Regions from separate parts of the Homo sapiens genome. Here region 1 is linked to region 2. The links are chromatin loops, found by intact Hi-C in ENCODE. Cell type or tissue: ascending aorta. All regions are shown on one strand. Each heading gives the region's core, and the rest is flanking DNA. Links, peaks and the distances in the headings are about the cores only. Region 1 overlaps LOC107984559 (a long non-coding RNA gene). Region 2 has its middle 160 kb from the start of FNDC3A.

Region 1 (12,104 bases), core at 1,645-9,644, 66 kb after region 2:
CAGGAGAATTGCTTGAACCCAGGAGGCAGATGTTGCAGTGAGCCGAGATTGCGCCATTACACTCCAGCCTGGGCAACAGAGTGAGACTCTGTCTCAAAAAAAAAAAAAAAAAAATTGTAAAAGCGTTTTTTCCCTGTATACAATACAATGGTTCTAAGTATGAGTATAGTTCTTTATATGACTGGCCAAAGAAAATGTTGAGCTTATGCCAAATATCTCCTTGTTACCTTCTTATAGCTAAAGGCCTCTTGGTAAAATTATCACATTGACTCTGATGAACAAATCTTAAAAAAAAAAGAAAGAAAAGAAAAGAAAAGAAAAAAGAAAACAGCTGGAAATCATTTCCACCTTTACATGGTATTAGGTGTTTGAAGGCTTCAGAAAACCTTGAGAAAATTTGTTACGATTGAAGACAAGGTCTTCAGGAATAGAAAAAGAAAGATTTTTCCCTAAAATGAGGAATTTCATAATAATAAAAAATGAAAGCAAGAGAATGTTGAATTTGAAGTGAATGTGAAACTTGAAGAGATTCTTGAATGCTTGACTCATTGCTTTCTAAAAGCCTTTAAAGATGTCAGCTTCCTGAGGTTTTTATGTTCTCTGCTGCGTTTAGCAGACCAGGTTAATTGTGGATGGTACAGACTGTCAGGAAGAACACAGTGCTTTGATGAGTTACTACACTTAAGCTTCAATGGTGTGGGAGCCAATTATCTGCTCCCTAACCTGTGTAGACACTTACTTTCTTTCCTTTTCCTAATAGTTACCCAGATTTATGATCATTTAACATCTCCTTAGGACCTAGTGCAAATGTGGGCAGATGACATGAAAGAATATCAACCTCAGATCTATCGATTTTGTTACAGTCAACCCTAAATGGAGCAGATTATCCGTACAACATGGGCAATACTGATGAGTAGCACCTACTCCCCTGAAGGAACACAGCTGGATGCTGCAGAGACCAATCAACTGAGACAGCTGCCAGCCGGCCCCAGGATGCTGTGAGAAGACTGCATCAGAGAAGGTGCTGTATCAGCCGCTGACATGGGAAGCAGTGGCTATACTCACAATATACCTCAGACTTAGGTCGTGTATTCTACAAATTTCAAAGAGCCTTTACATCCATACGATCATTTAAACCGCCAAACACTATAAAGATATAATCACCCATGACCCACAGACAGAGGCACAGACCCTAGAGAGGTTAAATGCTTTGCCCAGTATTGCGAAGCCTGTGAGCAGCAAGATGAACTATCAAAGCCAGGTATTCTAATTGCAATACTTGTGTTAAAGCAAACTAAATATGGCCTGAGAAGGACTCTGTACTTCTATATTTGAGTCCTTGTGGATGAACTGCAACCTAACAGGTAGACAAGTTAGGGTATTGAAACCCTAACTTAGAGGTATGCTCCTGTAATAATCGCTGAGTCTTGGCCAATCCCAGCAGCCATACTTCAACCACTCCTACACTGCTGAGTGTTCAAACTGTGTTCAAATAAGGCAAATGCATAGCTGTAACCAATCCAGCTGTTTCTGCACCTCACCTCTGATTTCTGTATGTCACTTTCCTTTTTTTGTCTATAAATTTGTTCTGACCACGAGTCATCCCTGGAGTCTCTCTGAATCTGCTGTGATTCTGGGGGCTACCCGATTCACAAATCGTTCATTGCTCAGTTTAACTCCTTTAAATTTAATTTGCCTGACGTTTTTCTTTTAATACTTGTGAACTTTCACATTGCTAGCTTACAACAAAATTTTACTCAGTATTACTGTGGGCCAGATCTTTCACTAGATAAAAGAGGATTGAAAGAAAAAAGGCATAGATCTTTTTTTTTTTCAAGGAGCTCAAGACCTATAAAGGGGGACAGACAGAAACTGAGGCTATAATCCTAAATGATGAAGCCATAACTGAGGCAAATGGTAGGAAGGCACTCTGGACTTCAAGTGTGGACAAACTGTTTTCTAAGGAAGCAGCCACCTGTATAGTGGTAAGAAAAGATTTTAGACTTATCATGTCTTCTCCTTTTCAACTCTTGCCTCAAACTCTTTACAGACTAATTCTTTTAACAATACAAGATACGGGGTTAAGAACTTGGGCTTCAGCTCACACAGTTCTGGGTTTAAAACCTGTCTCTGCCTCTTACAAGCTCTTTGAGCTAGAGCAAGGTGACTTTGAGCAAGTGGCCACATTAAGATCCAGTACACTCCTCTGTCCAGTGAGAATGGTAATAATAGTATTTGCCATTTAAGGTGGCTGTGAGGGCTAAATGAGAAGATGTGTTCAAAGTGCTTAATGCCTCACCAGGTGTACAGTAAGGGCTCAATAAACATTGGCATGATGATGAGGAGGAGGAGGATGATGATGATGATAATTAGATACCTTGATTACTGGAGAAGAGAAAGGAGAATGGAGAGGAGGAAGGGAAGAACTTGAGTGATAGGGGCTTAAGAGAATTTTTACTTAATTCATATCTTGCATTCCAGCTAGAAATCAAGGAATCTGCAGCAAGCTGGGCAGCCACAGGTTAGGAAGATGAGGGTAGAGCATTGGGGTTCCTTAAAAGGCAGCAAAGCTGGATACCTGAAGTATAATGGTTTATGAGACAAGTGCAAATTTCCCTACCAGGAAATGATGTGTTACCAAACAGCCCAGTCACTCTGCCTCTGTCACCAGAAGAGTCCAGCACATTCTAAAGCTTCTACCAGACCCATCAGCCCTTCTCTGGCCCACTCACAGCCCCTCAGGGATTCCTGTTCTAGCCTGAAATCCCCACATGAGTCTTAGGCCATGTCTCCTTTCCCAGCATACCCAATCCAAGATCTGACTTCCCAGCTCTAGAATTCTGGTTCTCTACATATCACTCCACTGTGGCATAATTCAGCATTAAAGAGGATGGCCCTGGACTCCCTGATTTCAAATCCAGGCTCTGCTACTTACTAGATGTTTAACTATGGCCAAATTCCTGATCCCGTGTACCTCAGTTGCCCCCATCTATAAAATGGGGACAATATTATCGATGACCTAGGGTTTTGTGAAGTTTAGCTGAGTGCTTAGAATTGTGGCTGGCACCGAATTTAAGTGCTCAGTGAATGTTAACTGTTATGATTTTTTCCCCTCCTTGGAAAATTCCAGTTCTGGTAAATGATAAGTAGGGAAACATATGACAATAGTTACATAAAATATGGAATTATTTGTATATTTCAATTGTCAGTTTTAATTACATATTGTTTCACGCATGGATGATTGAGAGTTCTATCTTGGGACTTTTTCATTTGAACTGGTTCACAAAGATGATATAAATGATGCTGGAATGTCCATGAATAAAGAAGGGACATAGTAAATATTAATGACACTGGAGTCTGGCTGTCAACTTTTCTGAACATTTCCAAAATCCTAAAAGTTAAAAATTTCCCAAAAAGGTTTTTGTGTGTCTATGTGCCCCTAACATCTTTCAGAATTCCACATGAAAGCATCTAGATGAGATAAACATAGACAAGGATTTACCCAGTAGGAGCAGAATTACAATCGCTGAGTCTCCAAGAAGTGCTGCTGTCTTTGCTCTTGCCCAAACAGCCCCTTGGCTACTTATGTACAGTAGAAAGCTGATTCCATTTTCTTATAGTTATAAAACTTACATAAGATCATTGTAAAAAAAAATTAAAATGAAGACAATAATAATCTGTAATTACAATTCTTGGGAATGTAGGTTTAGCGCATTTTATATGATCAGCCAGTTCTTTCTCTGTGCATTAAACATATGACCAGAAAGGACCAGAGTAGGAATGACACGCTTGTGACTTGATCAAAGGCAAATTTACTGGGAAGCTAAAAAACCTTAAGCTTTAGGGCCTCTCCTTTCCACAGGTGTTTTCCAAGGCCTTGGCAATCTGTTCATATGGTAATACATTTGTATAAATTGTATAAATCTTAGGCTTCTTAAATCCTGGTTCCATCCCAGGTGCTGCTGGCTGCAGTCTTTCCTGCCCCATGCCATTCTGTCCCACTGAGCGAGCCCAGACCCAGACTCTGTTCACTCTGAGCTTCTAGCAGCCACTACCAATCAAACAGAGCAGGCATCCACTGAAATCTACTTGTCATCTTTCCAATTCCTTTTGCCCTAAGTTGGGATTGATGCAGGGCCTGAGAACTGCCAGCAGGTATAGGTTATAAGGCTTGGAGAAAAGAGAACTGTGGCAGGGGAAAGGTGGAATACAGGGATGACTAAGACACTCCTTGACCAGCTTTGGTCAGGCTCCTCTGAGGCTACTTCTCAACATGCTCCAACCTTCAGACTCCTGTGTCCATCTTTACAATGCCAAGACTTAACAAAAAAAAATTCTGTTAGGTGAGTTTAGCAAGAATCCCCATCTTTGATATCTAATAATTCCTTATCCTCACTCTTAGAATCTGATCTCTCCAGCCTGCCTTCAATAAGAATACTACCATCAGTTTAGCTAAAATCCCCCTTACCCCTGATATTTCCTCTTAGTAATTTTTCCATCCACTGGTCCCCACCCTTGTCCTTGGCTATAAATCCCTACTTGTCCACACTGTATTTGGAATTGAGCTCAGTTCAATAGTGAGCCTCTTTTCCTCTATTGCAATATTTGGTTTTTTAAAAATAAAATTTATCTTTAATTAGATCCCAGAGTTGATTCTCTTTAACAAAGGGCAGGCAGGACATGATACCCACCAGAATTCTAGAAATGCTTGGTTTGCTGTGACAAAACAGACTCATATGTGGGACTGAATACCACTTATACCCAATTATCATCCAGCACGATATGGTTTGGCTGTGTCTCTACCCAAATCTCATCTTGAATTGTAGCTCCCATAATTCCAATATGTTGCAGGAGGGACCTGGTAGGAGATACTTGAATCATGGGAGCAGTTTCCCCCACACTATTCTTGTGGTAGTGAATAAGTCTCATGAGATCTGATGGGTTTATAAGGGGAAACTCCTTTCACTTGGCTCTCATTTTCTCTGTTGTCTGCTGCCATGTAAGATGTGCCTTTCACCTTCTGCCATGATTGTGAGGCCTCCTCAGCCATGTGGAACTGTGAGTCCATTAAACCTCTTTTTCTTTATAAATTACCCAGTCTCAGGTACATCTTTATCAGCAATGTGAAAATGGACTAATACACAGCACAATGACAATTACATATATTACTATTAAATGTGTTCAGTTAACTTTGAGGACAACCCTAAACTCAGTTGAGGTGAGAGCCCTCTTCAGAGTCTTGCTCACCCACTTTGGTAATCCAATTGTAACTTTAAAAATAGAGAATGCTGCTTTCAAGCCACTCGTTTGAAAGTAAGCTGTGTTACTACAGTGTCACAGTTCCCACATAGTACTGGAAGTGATTCATTTTCTTGTTAACTTGTGCTATATATACTCCAGAAAAATGAGTTGGCATTTCTAAGAATACTTGTTAGAAAAGAACAGAAGTTTTTCTTTCTCTTCCTGTCATCTGAAACTCTTAAATCATAGACAGTGCAATGTGTAGGAAGCTAAAATACGTACTCAAGCTCAGAAGCACCTGCCATAGCAGGGTTTGTCTTTTTTTTTTTCTTCGTGGTATCAGATAGTTTCTCTAACTCTGAAGAAATTTTCTCTAGAAAAATATAACAGTGTTAGGGCCGGGTGCAGTGTCTCACGCTTGTAATCCCAGTACTTTAGGAGACCGAGGCGGGCAGATCACCTGAGGTCAGGAGTTCGAGATTAGCCTGGGTAACATGGTAAAACCCCGTCTCTACTAAAAATACAAAAATTAGCCAGGAGTGCTGGTGCATGCCTGTAATCCCAGCTACTCGGGAGGCTGAGCAGGAGAATCACTTGAACCTGGGAGGTGGAGGTTGCAGTGAGTCAAGATCACGCTATTGTACTCCAGCTTGGGCAACAGGAATGAATGTCCGTCACACACACACACACACACACACACACACACACACACACACTCTCTCTCTCTCTCTATATATATATATATGTATACATAGTGTTAGATATCCTGCAGAATGCAAACCAACAAAGAACTATTAAATACCTAAAACAAACACAGGTTCTTCTTTCCCTTGAAGCTTCTTTTTTGATTCTTTGATTGAAAACTTGGGCCAGATAAAAAGGAAGCACAGAACTACAAGTCATCACCCACAAAATGTTTCATTCTCTGACTTCACAGCTGTAAAGGCACCTGGGAAAGATGAAGAGAAACAGGTAGAAGAGTGACAGTTTAAAAAAAAAATCCATCCATTTAAGTAATCTGAAATGAATTAAAAGAGTCACATATGTTAAAATGCAATTCACATCCAAAAATGTTCCCTTTGTGGAAATTGTAATTATGGCGTTCTGACCACAAGACTTTTGTCTTGTTTAGTTTTGTTTTGGGAGCACCTCACAGGATTAGGTTAACTAGGAACACACACTGGGAAACAACTGCACTAAGTTTTCAAGAAAGGATTATGTTCTCTGCATCATTCAGGAGCAGTACTCATGCATTTCAGGAAGGTTTCCATCCCTATCAGACATACCTGGCTGTATATCAAAAGTCCATGCTCCTCTTTCATACAGGGTAGAGTTGCTGCTAAAAAGTGGGTGAGCAGCTAGGGACTCTATTTCTGCCAGCTCCTCCCCCACCTTTGCAGCTTGATGCAGTCTTGCAATTAAATCTTAGCAAAGGAAGGGATGTTCACCAGCATGAGGTCCCCGCCACAATCCTTAGTGTTCTTTATTCCTCTGCTACGTGAATGTTGACATTCAGGGCAACCTTGGAAGCCTCTCACTGAAGATGGCAGAGCCTCCATCTGATTTCGTCTCTGAATGATTGTGTCGAGCGGAGCACTTCCCCTGCTCCCACAGCAAACACACACACAGACACATACATATGTACTACCACCACCACCACCTCCACTTGACCTACAACTGTGCTGTACTCTTAAGTGAGCATAAAATAACTGTCTATTTTGTGAAGCCCTAAAAGGCTAAAGTAAAATGAGGTTGGTATTTGGAACGGTAACTTGTAGTTAGATCTATGCTTTGGGGAGGGCAGTGCCCTAGGCCCCATGGTGATATTGATGCTGCACCTTATACTTCTAATTTGGAGCATTATTAAAATTCAATTTTCAAATTTCTCTCTTGAATAAAGATAACCCAAGGGAGCCTATAAAGGATGCTGACAGGGTGATTCCTTTCAAGTGTGATTATCTTAGGAGTTTGCACTAATAGTGTTGCCCAAGACCCCTCATGCTTTAAAAGATCCAGACTTTAGTTATTTGAAAAACCCATCACACTCTCTGGATGTGCCAGATAAATTAACTTTTTGCTAGATATGTCTATTCATTTTGTAGTTGTGAAAACCTCTTGATCTCTGGAAATCTCATTTGAACAGTACTTGATTCAGCAAATGTTAATTGAGCACCTACTACGTGTCCAGAGCAGCAATCATCAAACATCAAATACACAAGAGACTTGAAAGCCATGTTCCTAGGCTAAGCTGGGAAGCCCACCACATTCATCTGTAGTGCCAGCCATGAAGCATAGCACCTTTGTCCTGACATCTGGCTGTCCCTCTACCCACTTCCCTACATCGATGACCTGTAGTACAAGCGTAGCCTCTCTAAATTCTGGCTGCCACAATTAAATAGAGTGTAGAGTGGTGTATGAAAATATCAGCAGAGTGAACTTTAAAGCAAGCTCTTCAGACCTGGGTCCTCAGGTACAGTAGTCCAGGCTCCCTCCTAATGTTTGAAGAGCTTGAAGTTGTATATAGTACCAATAGAGGCCCACGTTTCATATATCTAAATATTTTAAAGTTATTGAGCAAACTAGCAAACTGTTAAAGTAACCTCCTACCTTGGTAAATACACCTTCATAACAACTTGGAAGTCCAAGTTCAAATGTAGGATTCTTAGGCTCCATAGCATTCTGCATTGGAACTTGATGGTGAAGGTGAAATTTTTCCCAGCCATTCCATTTCTCTGCCTATCCTCAGCTGCAGACCCCACCAAGAACGCCTCATGTGTTGATGTGTGGATACGGCAGTCTACATCCAGCTCTGTCTCCAAACCCCTGCAAACAACTGGCCCTTGGTTACCCCCCAGGCCTGGATGAAAGGGGAGTCTACTCTTTGGAGGACAAACTAGAATAGAAACTCATGCAGGCCCAGAGCATGATGTTTCAAGGGGCACTATGTTTCTGAGTGAGACTATCCCCATGGTCCTGTGGGAAGGGACATAGCCAGAGCAGGGCCCTACTGGGGCCTCTAAAGCATGGATCCCAAGGCAGGTGCCTTTCTTGCCTTACCTAAGGGTAGTTCTGCGCCCACCCTCCCTCAGAATCACCGAGAAAAACAACTCCTATTCAAATAAGTTTGAGAAACACTGGATATTGCACAGCCTTCTTGGAAATTTATAGTTAAATTAGTATGATGTCTTAGCTTGGGCTGCCATAACAAAATATCATCAATTGGGTGGCTTAAAGAACAGACGTTTATTTCTCACCATTCTGGGGGCTAGGCAGGTGCTGGCTGATTTGGTTCCTGATGAGGGCTCTCCTCCTGGCTTGTAGATGGCCACCTTTTCACTATGTCTTCACATGGCAAAGAGAGAGCTCTGGTCTCTCTTTCTCTTCTTATAAGAACACTAAACTCATCATGGGGGCCCCACCCTCATGACTGCATCTAAACTGGATCACATTGCAAAGGCTCCACTTCCAAATACCATCATATAGGGAGTAAGAACTTCAACATATAAATTTTAGAAGGACACAAACATTTAGTCCACAACACAAAGGAAAGAGAGAGGACTGATGCAAAGAAATCAGTTTAACTTTAACTCAGTATCATCCACACATATTTCTTTATGAAATTTTTTTTGAAGTTTGGTGGATTTTCCATAAAAAACACTAGTATTCGTGCTAAACCACTAGAATCTTAAATCAGTCATCACCTTTGGCTCTATCCTCTCGGCCACTGGCTATTTCACCAATACGGTACCTCGCTTTAGTCTCTGCTGATGGTGATAAATACCATCAATAAACCTTGTTTCTAGATTTCCTTTTCTGTCATCCTCAGACCTGTCCTCCTATTAATAAAAGTCCTAACAATTTGCACAATTTCCAGAGTACCAGTCAAGGATGTTTTATTCACATTACCAGTCAAGCATGTTTTATTCACATTTACCAAAGTGATAACTGCAATATCGCCCCATCTTAACAACCAAGCAGGTGAAGCTGTGATTGACTTTTAAATGCAATCACTAAGCAAGTGGCCAAAACTCTGACTTCATAGAATAGACTCAAAACAACTCTCTGAGTTCACTTTTCTTCTCTCCTTATCATTTTACTTTGCTTTTCTTTTAATTTGGACATAAGTGCAGCCTGGTGAGTAAGATTATAAATGAAAAATTCAGGAATGCAAAATTGAAAATTAGATAAAAGCTATGGTTTTCTGTAGCCTAAAACGAATTCTCCAATTCCTTTTTTTTCCATTTCTCCCACCCTTTAAATTGCAGGCTGTTATGAAGATTTACTTAGCATTTATAAAATCTAGAAGAGCAATAAGAGTAGAAGTATTGCATAAAAGCCAAGAGAAGGGTTTCATGTTGAAGAACAATCACAGTGCGTACTTTTGTTTACTAGGAAAAATATAAAGGATTCCCAGAAGGCTAGTACTAAAAGTTAGTCGCTATTAATTCCAGTTGAAGCCATCCTCACAGCTGCCCTTATTACTCTGCTGAAAGCTCCCAAGTGTTCCAGCCACGCCGTTGCTGTGGTGACTGCTGCAACCACTTGCTCATTTCAGCTAAAAAACATATTCAGGTTGTCAGCCTGTGCCACTAGCTGATTTTGGCTCAGAACATTAAGGTCACTGACATTGCCTTCTCAACGCATGTTATCAATTGAACCTGCTGCAGTAAGAGAAAGTTGAGACAGAATTGTTGTCTAGGCCAGGAGCCAGTCAGGGTCTTAGGGGATGACAACGTCCTTGGTCATCTCATTTAGAGTCTAATCCTCAACTTCACAGCCAGAAGGTCAGTTCTGTGGGTATATGTAGGGAGAGCTGGGCTCTAGGGTGCTGATTAACATTAATCAAATTAATGCAAGAATAATACATAAACTAGAATGTTCATCATTTTCCGTTATAAAACATATTTATATATAAAATATAATCAAGAATCACAAAATATAATCAAGAGTACCAGAATTCCCATGCCCATGCATCAGTAAATTCTCTGCATGATACTTACAAAGCCAAATTTGAATGAGAAGGTTGCTTAGTTATCTGGAAACCAAAGCCAGGGTGAAAAACAAAACTATTTTGGTGGCTGTCATCATGAAACCCAACAACTCTGCCTCACCATTTTCCAAGTTCACTGTAGTTTATTTCCCTGTGTAATCCATCTTGCATTAGGACAAAAACCAACTAAGTCAGCTGTATCTTTAGACTAATATATAGCCATACTCCTCTGAGTTGATAGCTCGAATACTTTAATTTAGTTTTAGGTATTCCTCAAACTCTCCAGGCTCCCATTTATAAATCATTGCTTAAAATGCTTTGGTTCTGCAGATGGCTGGTGTCAGATTGACTTTTTCTAATACAGCCTTATGTTCAATTTTGGGGAAGCCTATATCATATACAGAAAACAGTTCAATGTTTCAAATTGTAGAAAGAAAATCAGGAAGACATTATAGAGAAAAGACTTAGTACCAGTTTGATATTGGATCTCTGGTGAGGCATTTGATTTTTAATATTTATTATCATATCCTAATATGTTCTGAAAGATGAAAGACAGTCATCATTTATGGTAGGCAGGATTCTAAGATGGCCTCCAAGATTCCCACCTCCTAATAAATAGGCCCTGCCATAGTTCCATCCTCTTGAATGTGGGCAGGACCAGTGACTATGATGAGATATCACTCCCATGATCAGGTTCCTATTCAGTTGACTTTGAGTTAATCAAAAGGGAAACTAACCTGGGTGGGCCTACCTAATCTGGTGAGCCCTTTAAAAGGTGAAGCAGCAGAAAGATGCTCTATTGCTGGCCCAGAAGGAAATAAACAGCCATGCTGTGAACTGAACTGCCTATGGAAAGGGCCATGAAACATACCATTACTCCAACATTTGTGCCTCCTCATATTTCATCTCTGTCCATTCTTCCAAAGAACTTAAACTCTATATGATAGCAGAAAAATAGTAAAATTTTTATACGTCATTGGAAAGAGAACGTTGAATATATGGTTGTCCTGAAAACATTTTTTAAAATGCTATACTTTGTCATATTTCCTTCCAAAAACCAGCTGTCTGGTATGAAGTCCAGAGCTGAGTTTTGAGACAGAGGCAAAAAAGAACCAAATTCCCTACAGTAATATAGTGAGAGAGAAGTTGAGCTTTAGGAATAAGAAGAGAGTTCAATAAGATAGTGAAAAAGAGGTCTGTGAAGGACAGAGCCAGTGAGAAATTTACTTGAGCAGGAATGGCCAAAGAACTTGTAAGATCAGGAGCGCTCAACATCTGTTTTAAGTTGTTTGCTGTGATGTAACCCCCCTCCACCGACTCAGATCAGTGGGGCTTCAGAGGATGAAGGAATCGGGCAGTTCCTAATAGGGTGTAATGCTAGGGGGAAGAGGTGGACAACATATGTAGGGGATAATAAGAAGAGAGGTGAAAAAGAATTCAGATGAAGCAGAAGTTTTGATTCAGAAATGACTTGAAATATAAACTCCCTAAACCATGAGAGATATTTCAAGGCTTCTGGGACACCCATCATAAGTAGAAGAGGATTTTGAACCATTTTAATTTGAAAATTATAATGAAACAGATGAGCCACTAATGCTGGAGGACTTAGGAACTCCCAGACAGTTGACATCAGCTGAAGCAGATGGACCCACTGTGTGATGGTGCAGCTCTCTTCCCACCTTCCTAATCTCGGCACCTGTGGCTGCATTCCTCAGTGGAAAGCAACACTCACAGTGGCAAGAGGAGGGGCATTTTAAACTTCCTTTTGTGGGAAGAACACTTCTGTGCTGAGACCAAAAACGTGGTGCAAGACGAAGGATGCCATGTCACCATCATTGGGTGCGCCCCTGACCACAGAAGATCAGGATCAGTT
Region 2 (12,104 bases), core at 2,264-10,263:
AACTGTAATTTTCCTACTATACCACTGAACACTAGAACTTATTCCTTCTATCTAAATGTATTTTCATGCCCTTTAACCAAGTTTTCTTCTTCCCCTCACCTCTTTCCTTTCCCAGCCTCTGGTAATCACCACTGTACTCTCTACTGCCACAAGATCCACTTTTTTAGCTCCCACATATGAGTGAGAGCAATATTTATCTTTCTGTGCCTAGCTTATTTCATTTAACATACAACCTCCAGTTCCATCCATTTTGCTGGAAATGACAGGAAATTCTTTTAATGGCTGAATAATATTCCATTGTGTGTATATACCACATTTTCTTTATCCATTCACCACTGATGGACACTTAGGTTGACTCTACATATTGGCTATTGCAAATAGTGCTGCAATAAACATGGGAGTGTAGCTATCTCTTCAATATATTGATTTCTTTTCTTTTGGATATATGCCCAGCAGTGGGATTGCTGGATCATACGGTAGTTCTGTTTTTAGTGTTTTCAGGAATCTTCATACTATTTTCCATAGTGGCTGCACTAATTTACATTCCCACCAACAGTGTAGGAGCGTTTCCCTTTCTCCATCTCCTCACCAATATTTGTTACTTTTTGACTTTTCTCTAATAGCCATTCTGACTGGGGTGAGATAATATCTCATTGTGATTTTGATATGCATTTCTCTGATGGTTAGTGATACTGAGCATTTTTTCATATACTTATTGGCCATTTGTATGTCTTTGCTTGAGAAATGTCTAATCAGGTCTTTTGCCCATTTTTTAAATTGAATTATTTGGTTTTTTGCTATTGAATTGTTTGAGTTTCTTATATATTCTGTTACTAATCCCTTATAGGACAGAAAGTTCACAAATAATTTCTCCCATTCTGTAGGATGCCTCTTCACTTTGTTCATTGTTTGCTGTGCAGAAGCTTTTTCAGAATACACAGTTTTTAAACTTCTGCATATTATACCCTGGTCAATTGTTCTTTTTCTTCTTAGGCTATTCCACTCCATAATTCTTTTCAGCTATTAGAAATTCACATCATAAATATTTTCTGATCTCTTTTTCTCAAAGTATATTTTAAAACATAGGACAAGAAAATGATCTTAGATCTTTTAAGAAACATCAGGAAAAAAAATAATAATAAGAGACCCAGGCTGTGAAATATAAGACGCATTAATGAAGTATTTTTAGCAACACTGACGCAATGGAAAAATTAAAATGGAATTTAAAGTTCCGAATGAGTGGGTTGAAGCAGGGGCACAAACATACTGAAGTGTAGGTGGCAGAACAGTCACAGGGAGAGAAATGCAAAATGCGGAGTTCTGTTTTCAAAGGAGTTTCCCTTCTATGGTTGTGTAAGTGAAAAGAAACATCAGACATTGTCATGATTGGATTGGCATTGAGTAGAAGGTTGGAACAGACTGGCCACTAAGATCAATTAATCTAACTTTAATAATTTCGTGATTCTACAGCTTTCAAATTAACTGGAAATTTACCAGATTAATGCTTTTGTTGATACTGTGTCCATCTTGCCCAGACTAATTTTTCCTGGTGTTTACCTTGCAGAACACAAAGATCGGCCAGGCACGGAGGCTCACCCTGTAATCCCAGCACTTTGGGAGGCCGAGGAGGGTGGATCACCTGAGGTGAGGAGCTTGAGACCAGCCTGGCCAACATGGCAAAACCCAATCTCTACTAAAAATACAAAAATTAGCCAGGTGTGGTGGTGCGTGCCTGTAATCCCAGCTACTTGGGAGGCTGAGGCAGGAGGATTGCTTGGGAGATGGAGGTTGCAGTGAGCTGAGATTGTGCCACTGCACTCCAGCCTGGGTGACAGAGTGTGACTCCATCAAAAAAAAAAAAAAAAAAAAAAAAAGGAAAGGAAAGAAAGAAGAAAGAAAGAAAGGAAGAAAGAAAAAAAGAAAGAAAGAAAGAAGGAAGGAAAAAAAAGAAAGCTGAAGACCATGAGAACTTCTTCTACCAAAGGATTCTGGGATAAATATATTTTTGGCCATTTGGCATACTATAGATTAGGGATCAGCAAATTTGTCCCGTGAAGGACCAGATAGTAAATATTTTAGGCTTTGTGGGTTATATAGGGTCTTCTTCTCCTCTTCCTCTTCTCCCTTCACCTTCTCTCCCTCCTCCTCCTTCCACTTCTTCACAACCCTTTAAAAATATAATGAATATTCTTAGCTTGGAAGCTGTACAAAAACAGGCTGTGGGCCATGTTTGGCCCATGGACTGGTAGTTTGCCCACTCCTTAATATTCGAAATATATATTAGCACAGTAAAGACTCTGAAAAGATCTGTAAGATAAAAATCTGTTTAACCAGATTTATCCCAAACTTATTGGACCAGAAAACTCTTTTTCTCTTAACCATTTCATATCTCACATAATTAGTTTTCCATGGAAAATACTTTGGAAAATTCTGACCTTTTTTATATAGAGAGAATAATAAAATTTATCCCTACTATATAAAGAAACACTCCAAATGGCTTAAAGACATAAATAGAAAAAGTACCAGAGACTATCTCTGTGGCCTTGGAGTATGACTATATTCCCAAGCAAGATTCCAAAAAAATTAAGCACTAGGCAAAAATTATGAATTTGACTACATCAATATTAAGGATTTCTGTTCAACAAATAGCATGACAGAAAAACTTAACAATTGCATAAAAGATTGGGAGAAAATATTTGCAATGTTAAAAACCATAAAAGATTAATATTTCAAGGAAATTTTGTCAATTAATAAGAAAAAGATTGGGACTCTAAAAGAAATGCAGGTAAATGATGTCAATAAGCAATGTATAAAAGGGGAAATCAGAATGGCTAACAAATATATGTTTAGCTGCATTAGCAATTGTAGGAATGCAAATTGAAAAAAGAATAAAATACTCCTTTATACTATGCATAAGTTGGCAAATATTTTTAAAATTAGATAATAGCCAATATTAGCAAGTGTGTAGGAAAATGGCTTTTCTCATGCACTGCTTGTGAAAGCATAAAACCAGTGCAACCATTCTGGAGAAAAAAATTGGCAAAACTTAGTGAAATTTAGTACATCTAGTTTCACTCTTGAGTCTAAACCCAGAGGAAAGTATCCATAGATCCAAAGATGACAGGTACAAAGAAGTTCATCACAGCATTTTATTTCATGGTAGGGAAGGGATACTGGGAGGCAAAATAGCTGCTCATCAGCAACCAAGGGATGGATAAATAAAATACAGCTGAAGCTCATATGGAATACTATACAGCAGCCAGAAACAATAAACTGGAGGTACATAAAGCAACATGAATAGAGCTCCTGAAACTAGTGTTAAGTAAAAAAAGTAAAATTCTGGGCCAGGCTCAGTGGCTCACACCTGTAATCCCAGCAGTTTGGGAGGCCGAGGCAGGCAGATCACATGAGGTCAGAGGTTCGAGACCAGCTTGGCCAACATGGAGAAATCCTACCTCTACTAAAAATACAAAATTAGCCAGGTGTGGTGGCACATGCCTGTAACCCCAGCTACATGGACGCTGAGGCAGGAGAATTGCATGAACACGGGAGGTGGAGGTTGCAGTGAGCCAAGATCATGCCGTTGAACTCCAGCCTGGGCAACAAGAGCAAAACTCCATCTCAACAACAACAACAAAAAAGTAAAATTCTGATCGCACTACAGACAGTGAGATCTATAGCATAATGTCAATTATAAAACTAAAAACATATATACATATTTTTATATATCATATACATACTAAACATAATGGTGGGGTATCATAAATAAAGGGGAAAAATAATATAAGTAGAGATGAGGTTTCACCATGTTGGCCAGGCTGGTCTTGAATTCCCGACCTCAGGTGATTCACCTGCCTCGGCCTCCCAAAGTGCTGGGATTACAGGTGTGAGCCACTGTGCTTGGCCAATTTTTTTTTAATACAGATTACCACTGTCAAGATTGTAAATAATTCACTGGTTATAATTCTTAAATTTTATACCAAAATTATATGATTTTCCCAAAGAATACATTATCCTAAGTCCTTGCAGTATAATTTTATTAGTATGGCTTTTGAACTATTCATGTCCCCTATGTAAACAAAAGCTCTCAGTGAAAAGGCAGTTCATTTTGAGAGGTACTGTAATATATGTAAGAGTATCTTGAGTGTGTGGAAATAACATGGATTGATTTTCCCTAGGTGGAGAAGCAGGATGAAGCAAATACATCTAATACTTCCTCATTCACTCTACGTTTGCATATTTGTATCAATTTCAAATGAAATTGCAACTATAATCTGCCTATGTTACAAGATCAGAGTAAATTCCCTATAGCAAAATAATCAAAGCAAAAAACAAAAAACAAATGCACACATGAGGAACTCAACAAAAAGAGCTGAATTAGAGCTTTTCAGCACACACTCCGAAAAACATAAACACAAAGCAACCACAGGCAGGCTATAAATTGTCCTGAGTTACACAATGGAGTGATAAGACAGAGATGACCTGGAAGATGTGAGCTGGCGGGACTGTCTGAGATTGATTAGTTGGCTGCCTTAATGCACAGGTAATAGGATGCCTTTCAGCTCCAGTCTGCCTATTTTAGTCCAAATTTGTTTTCCCTCCTGCCTTAAAAATTAGAAGAGTCCCTGTCACTTCAGTTCTGCAATTATATGGAAGCTCATTCATCTCACAATACTCCAAAATACACAAATGCCATCCTTTTTTTGCTATGCAACACAAAATGCAGTGCTCTTTTATCTAATGCCATCAACACGCAATCTCACAACGTACTTCTGAAGAAATTGATTCCAAAATTTAGCAAAATGTCAAGGTTTGGAGAGGAGATGAGAAAAAGAGACAACACTATAATAGATGCTAAGAAGAGAGCCAGGAGCAAGCTGCAAAATTGAAGATACCAGATGTGAAAGTGAAACCATCTCTATTTCATAGCAAACCTGAGCAGCAAACAATGATTCCAAACCTGCAAAGTGGAGCGCATGTGTGGTGAAAGGAATGACAGGCTATGTCATTGGGAAAGTGGAGAATTTCAGAGCCTAATTTTGGGAGTAGCCAGAAAACCAACCAAACAAATTGATTTGGAAGAGAGAGGTATGGAACTTTATGCAGAGGTGACAATCGTCAGGATAAAGGCCAGCTTAGGAGTAGATGCACAACTTTCAGCATGCCAGGTGTCTCCTACATGAAAAGTTGTGTTTTGGGCAGCCTTCTCCAAGCCTCCATCTATGTGATCCTAAACTGATGTCTCTTGGGGAGAACTCTAGCCTAATCCAGTCCAGAGCTTTCACATGTAGGTTTGTGAGCTGTCAACATGAGTATTCTGATATCAGAGGGGACTTGTACACAGAAAACACTATCGTTATCAGATAGAAATCAAATTAGTTGATTAAATACAAATTTAAAACCTTGTTTACTTTAAGGACTTGAGGTTTAACTTAAAAATGTTATTGGGCTATTATATCTGATCCATTCACATCAAACATTCTAAGCATCTGTAACAAGGAACTCCCCTTTCAAAATTAGTTAATCAAATACCTTTTAACACTTTAAGCCTCATTAATAAAAATAATGCATTTCATTTTTTCAGCCCTTCAAATGCCTAAATGGCTTCTGGCTTACAACCAGAAGAAGCAATAGCTTCTTCAAATACTTAGAAGGTTTTGTAAAATGAATGAATTAAAATGTTAAGCTCTTTTAAACAGTCTAATACTGGTTATAGGCCAAGTCCATTTTTCTTATGCTGTTTTTGCTTATATGAGAAGCCTAAATTCAAATACACATTTTAAATCAAATGCATAAGACTTACATGTCAGTTTCTCCAATGTAACAAATTCTCTGTGACATGACACGAGCTTTTACTAGCAAGCATTTATTAAATATCATTACACTTGACACACAAGTATCAATACTATGTGTTGGTTATATTTTATCATCTCTATCTTCAGTTCTTCCTATCTTATATTTCATATCTTAGGTGAGTTGAAGTTACCACCTTAATGGTGGCCACTATAGGATCATTATCTCAGGCAGCCAGAGATTGCTTATTGGGCAGAGATCTGAGGTCAGAATGCAGGGCTGAGGCATGAACAAATCCAAAGGGATTATTTCTGAGTCATTGAAGGACAAAGTTTTTATTTTCTTACCACTTTAACAGCCTCCTTTATGGGAATTTATCATCTGTATATTAGTCACCAACTCTAGCTGTCTTAAGCCAAAGGAATTTGTTGGAGAAACATAAGGGCTCAGAAAATCAACAGGAGGCTGGAGTAACAGGCATTAAGCAACTAAAACCAGCTGGAACTAATGGCACTGGAGGACCAGGCAGTAAGAACACAGCTACAGCCACACAGCAGAATGGACTGGTCAAACACTGCCCCATCCCTGATACAAATGGCCTGTTTCTTCCATCCTTTCAGCACTTGCTCAAGACTCAAGTTCCTGAGATGGTGAATCCAATTGGTTGAGCCCAGATCATGTGCCCATCCCCCACGGCAAAAGAGCATGGATTCTTTTCCATTTCCTTAGAGGCAGGGATGTACTCTCTCTGCCATTAAGAAGACACATGTGGGAGAAAGCTAATCCCCTTAAATGAAATCAGGATGCTATGGAAAGGAGATTGATGTAGGGCTGCCAAACACAACAGATGACCACCATTTCCTACCCATTATCTTGTGTTTCAAAATCCATGACTAATCCTTTTGATATCACCATTCTCGTAACCCCACATTTTTATTATATCTCATAACCCCCCAGCTTACCTTTATTCACCTTTAATCCACATCTTTTGAAAAGATATTAATTTGGGGCTAAATCACCAATGGTTTGGGATTTTTAAAACTATTTTTCAAATCAATTTCATAACCTGCAAAATATTTCACGGATGTGAAGTGTGAAGACAGTCTATCACCATCCCCTGCAGAAGAAGTCTAAATGAGACATTACCTTCCCAGGCACCGAGTTGGTTCCTCAGATTAGGACATTGGGTTTCTAGTACACATCTGGGACAAATAAAGGTTTTGTTTTTTTCTTAAGCTTCTGATTTATAGGTCAACAAAACAGCATGTTCTCTGCAAAAATGCTCTTAAGATGCATGGTATTTCTCTAGTGAGACAAACATGCCATTTAATAGTCATCAGATATTTATAAGGTGACAATTCATTCACTTCACTGTTGCCCCATTGCTGTTCAGGAAAGGCTTCAAAGTCCAGCCTTCATTCCTGGCTCTTCCGTGCCAGGCAAACCTCCTTGCCAGGAGTCTTCACTGAGGTTACTCTTCACAGTGCCTGCTGTGGCAAACAAAGCCACATCGTGGCACATGGCACCTATCAGTGACTTGGTATTAGGACCAAAGTTAACATTTGGTAAACAAGTCTGCTGCCTTCAATTCCCCTCAAATCACTTTTCCTTTTACACAATCATTTGGTCATGGTAATGGAGTCCACACAGAAGAGTGGTAAAAAGAGTGGCATTTCTCTGAGCCAGCATCAACCTGCAGAATAGGAATAGGACTCTCACTTCTTTTGTGCCACACGCCTACAAACGCTGACCCTCCCTCTCCAGAGCCCTGCTGCAGAATAGGTATAGCCTTTCTGTCTCCTGGAGACAAAAACTTACACCAGCTCCTGCAACGATCTGGGATGTATTATGTAATGCTTACTCTGTATTACCTGTGGTGAGTCACCATGTCATTTTGCACTTGTCTATACCAAATAAATCCTTAACAAAAATGCGCAAAGTTGCTGATGGAAGAGGAAGCTGTTGATAACTTTCTTTCCATCATTTGGAGCCACATCACATAACTTGTCCTATGTTATTTTTTGGAAGTAGTTTTATTCCTGGCTTGTTGGTCTCTGGCTACTTATCTTACTGTAGCATATCTCATTAGGAGATAAAAGAGATCAGATTCTATTTGTTATGCCTTATTTGTCGTCCTTAGAATCACAACACAGCATTCACATATCACATACCATGGGACTGTTAAAAAATACAAAAACAAAGTATATTCTGCCCCATTCAAGCTCAATAAATACTTGTTGACAGACTGCCAAACTCTATCCAAAAACAGAAGAAATGCCAATTGTGCAATGATTCCTCTTTATAACAAATACAAGGGCATTCATTAATTCACTCACTAAATTTATTGAGTGCCACCATGCCAAGCACTGGGCTAGACACAGGGGAAATAATAATACACAAATCATTCCCCTGCTCTCCTGGAACAACAAATATTAATAAGAACTACACAGATAAGACAAACTGCAGTGATGACCAATGTTAGGAGGAGATGCAAAAGGCCACACAAGACTACGAATGGGAGCTGATTAGTTAAGCAGGTCAGGAGAGTCTCCCTGAAGAAATGGTACTTGAACTGAGATCAGAAAAATGAAGGGAGGATATTTAGCTGAACAGAGAAGAGCACCCAAGGCTAAGAAAATAGCCTTGGGGTAGGAGGAAGCTTTGATGGCAAGCACAAAGAACTGGAAGGTCTTTGTGCCTGCACAGAGTGAGTGAGGGGAAGTGGGCTGGACAGGAGCCTGAAAACCTAGCTACACATCTTGCCAAGGAGTTTGTCTTCTCCTAAGAACTATGGATTGAAAGATCTCTTAGATTGAAACAAGAAGGTCAGGACTGGGTTTGAGAATGGGAAGCGTGAAAACTGTGGGCACCAGTCATTTTCCCTCACAAGCTTTTTGGAGCCTTAGAGTAGACATGGGAATAGCATGGATGAAAGACACCATTGGGGGTGCAAGGCCTTCCAGGTGTCCCTTCTGTTTCTCCTGTGTCTTGGGGTGTCAGCCATGGCCAGCACTTGTCAGAGTGACCAAGTCTTTAAATGTGAAAGTCACTGTACCGTGGGGTATCCAGGATTTCTTCTCCCACCCCACATGAGGTCAGCAGTTCTGCCACTCAGCAGCCCTCATGGCCCAGGCCTGAAGTCCAATATCTGAATGGTGAAATTGTTGCTGGATTATGTTGAGGATTCTCTGAGTCTCTGTTGCAGAACCTAGGATTTCTCTGTTACGTCCTTTTAGGGGCTTTCCATCAGCAGGCCTGGCTGTTGCTGGCAGGCAGGCTGGCTGATTGCAGAAGCACAAGGATTTAGAAAAAGGGTTCGTAATATAAAAAGATTTTTGTATTGAAAGCACCACTCTGGCTCCAGTGTGTAGGACAGATTAGAGGGGGCTCACAATGTGGATGATGAAACCAATTAGGAGGTGATTGTGGCTTAAACCAGTGTGGAAATGAAAGCGACAAAGTGCACAGAGTCAAGGGACATTTAGGAGTATAAATGTAAACAGAGCTTGGTAGCTGATATAGAAATGAGATTCTAGGCTTATGATTCACACAACTAGATGAAGTCCCCAAACTCATTAAAAACTCATAACAGTGTTATTCTCAAGAATAGGGGACATGGGAAGAGGACAAGATTTGGTCCTGGGTACATGCATCATCAAAAGAAAAATCTTTTAAAGGTGAAATTTTTTCATGCTGATAAATAATCATGGCAGTTGTGTCAACAGTAGAGAGAAGTATGTAGAAACTGAATGGGGAAACTGAGTGGGAAGAGGCTGAGCCGGTGAGGAAAAACAAAGCTGCAGTAGAAGCCACAGGTAGTTATTTTAAATAACTGTTTACTTAATAATTTAATGATATTGAATAAATTGTATTAAAACACAATTTTATAACAACTACAGAGTAATGCACATAAAGAAGCTATGTAGGCTGGTCATGGTGCCTTACACCTGTAATCCCAGGACTTTTGGAGGCTGAAGCAGGTGGATCACTGGAGCCCAGGAGCTCAAGACCAGCCTGAGCAAACCCCATCTCTACAAAAATATAAAAATTAGCCAGGTATGGTGGGGCATGCCTGTAGTCCCAGCTACTCAGGAGGCTGAGGTGGGAGGATCAGCTGAGCCTGGGGAAGTCAGAGCTGCAGTGAGCTGTGATTGCACCACTGCACTCCAGCCTCGGTAACAGAGTGAGACTCTGTCTCAAAAAAAAAAAAAAAAAGAAGCTATACAGATAAACATGGAAGAGGTGCTAAATGGAATTCTCATGTATTCATCATTGATCAATTTATTTATTTATCTATTTATTTCAATTTATTTTAATAAAAAACAAAGGCAGGGTCCCACTGTATTGCTCAGGCTGGTCTCAAATTCCTGAGCTCAAGCAATCCTCCCGCCTCAGCCTCCCAAAGTACTGAGATTATAGTGAGCCACTATACCCGGCCATTGATCAATTTTTAACATTTTTGCTCTGAAGCCAAGTAAGGCAGAGAAACTAGGGGACCCTAACAGATGACAACAGCTGGTGTTCAGAGGTCAGGCTCCACAGAGCCTTGCTCAGAGGAGCATTGCTCCAGGGATGGTTAATTCTTATTTTGTGGGTATGCACCAAACCCCCTCTAGCGTCTCTGAGGTCTGTTCCACTCCTGAAATTTGATGACACTGAATTTACTCCAAACAGGACTCAAAACACCGGGCGTCAGAACATCTCTGATGGCTCAGTACGTTTTTGGTCTAGCAAGTGTGTATCACATCTTCCTTCTTAAGGCCACTTGCTTAAGTTGGTGTAAAATTGGAGTCCTGGGCATATCCAGCTGGAAATTTCCTAGTAAAACTGAGGAATTCGAGAGGTGATGGTGTAACAAAAGGGAAGAGAAGGAAGGGATGCTGCAGCAATACAGCACACAGCTGGAGCTGCACCACAGGTCCCAGCCTAAGGCTCTGCCCTCCCATTCCAGTTGTTCAGTCAGCACTGTATGTCTGGCAGCAGAAACATACAGAAATTTAAGGTAATTTGCGGGGCAACAATTCCAACTATTTCTAGCAAGTATTATATTATTAGCCCCTTCACTTTTACTAAAATTAATCAGAGTTGAGTTATTTTTATTGAGTGATTATACTCTGATTTCAAATAGTTACTAGAAGGTAAAACTTGGTTTTGCCTTCAAAGTGATGCTGCATTGTTAATTTTTTTTTTTTAATGGAGCCTCACTCTGTCACCAGGCTGGAGTGCAGTTGTGCGATCTCTGCTCACTGCAACCTCCACTTCCTGGGTTCAAGCAATCCTCCTGCCTCAGCCTCCTAAGTAGCTAGGACTACAGGCACACGCCACCATGCCCAGCTAATTTTTTGTATTTTTAGTACAGACGGGATTTCACCATGTTGGCCAGGACGGTCTCAATCTCTTGACCTCATGATCCGCCCACCTCAGCCTCCCAAAGCACTAGGATTATATGCATGAGCCACCGCGCCCGGCCGCATTGTTAATTTTTAATTGGTTTGCAACATTAGTGTGCCTGTTTACAGATGACAGATCATTGAAAGAGTAACACATTTGTTTATATGTTTGTGTTTGCATATATATATCTGCAAATGAGAAGGAATAAAATCAACTCATTCGCTGAGAAGCAGAAGGACTGTTCTTTTTTTCTTTAGTGACAAGCAGTACAATCTTGTAAGTGGACAAGGTTTTGACATGGGCTGCAGGCTAGAGAAGACAGGCATTGGACTAAATATGGTTCCTGGTATGTTAGTGCTAACTCTGCCCTTTTCACACTGTTCCTCCTACTGCATCAATGTGAGGGGCAACCCTATAACTCCTGCCTGCACTACAGGGGCCATGATGCTGTTCAGCTGTAGACTGATGTTAAATTAAACTACATTTGGCATGAGGATGCCTCCATACTTGAGTCCTTATGTAATGAACTGCAGCCTAACTAAGTGCATAACTAACTGAATGTTTAACTTAGTAGTTACTGAATGTTTAACTTAGTAGTATACTTTGGTTTAACTGAATGTTTAACTTAGTAGTATACTTTTGTAACAGTATGCTTTTGTAAAAAGTATACTGACTTAGTAGTATGCTTTTGTAAAAAGTATACTGACTTAGTAGTATGCTTTTGTAAAAAGTATACTTACTTAGTAGTATGCTTTTGTAAAAGTGGACTTAGTAGTATACTTAGTAGTATATTTACTTAGTATATTTTTGTAATGGTATACTTTTGTAAAAGTAGTATACTTTCGTATACTTTTATACTAAGTTAAACTGAATGTTTAACTTAGTAGTATATTTTGTAACAGGTAGCTGAGTCTCAGCCA

Evidence for each region. Hi-C counts contacts between places; a loop is a spot of excess contacts. Peaks named below come from ENCODE experiments on the same cell type or tissue, not always from the same donor. Only the 100,000 strongest peaks of a DNase experiment are listed, where the experiment ranks them.
Region 1: it touches region 2 in a loop (5-fold over the local background); 3 of 110 quality-filtered maps call a loop at or near these places.

The regions. Positions count from the first base shown.
Region 1 is chr13:48,879,063-48,891,166 of GRCh38, forward strand. LOC107984559 (a long non-coding RNA gene) reads left to right here. Exons shown (of 3, transcript XR_001749987.2): 2 at 864-1,021. Among named protein-coding and RNA genes, the nearest start is that of FNDC3A, 91 kb to the right of the region's middle. RefSeq lists an enhancer at 5,340-5,579. In ascending aorta, for the core only: no CTCF peak of the experiment used is centred there; no DNase peak of the experiment used is centred there; H3K4me3 peaks cover 372 bases; H3K27ac peaks cover 1,860 bases.
Region 2 is chr13:48,812,442-48,824,545 of GRCh38, forward strand. No RefSeq gene overlaps it. Among named protein-coding and RNA genes, the nearest start is that of FNDC3A, 160 kb to the right of the region's middle. In ascending aorta, for the core only: no CTCF peak of the experiment used is centred there; a DNase peak (open chromatin) is centred at 6,380; H3K27ac peaks cover 2,203 bases.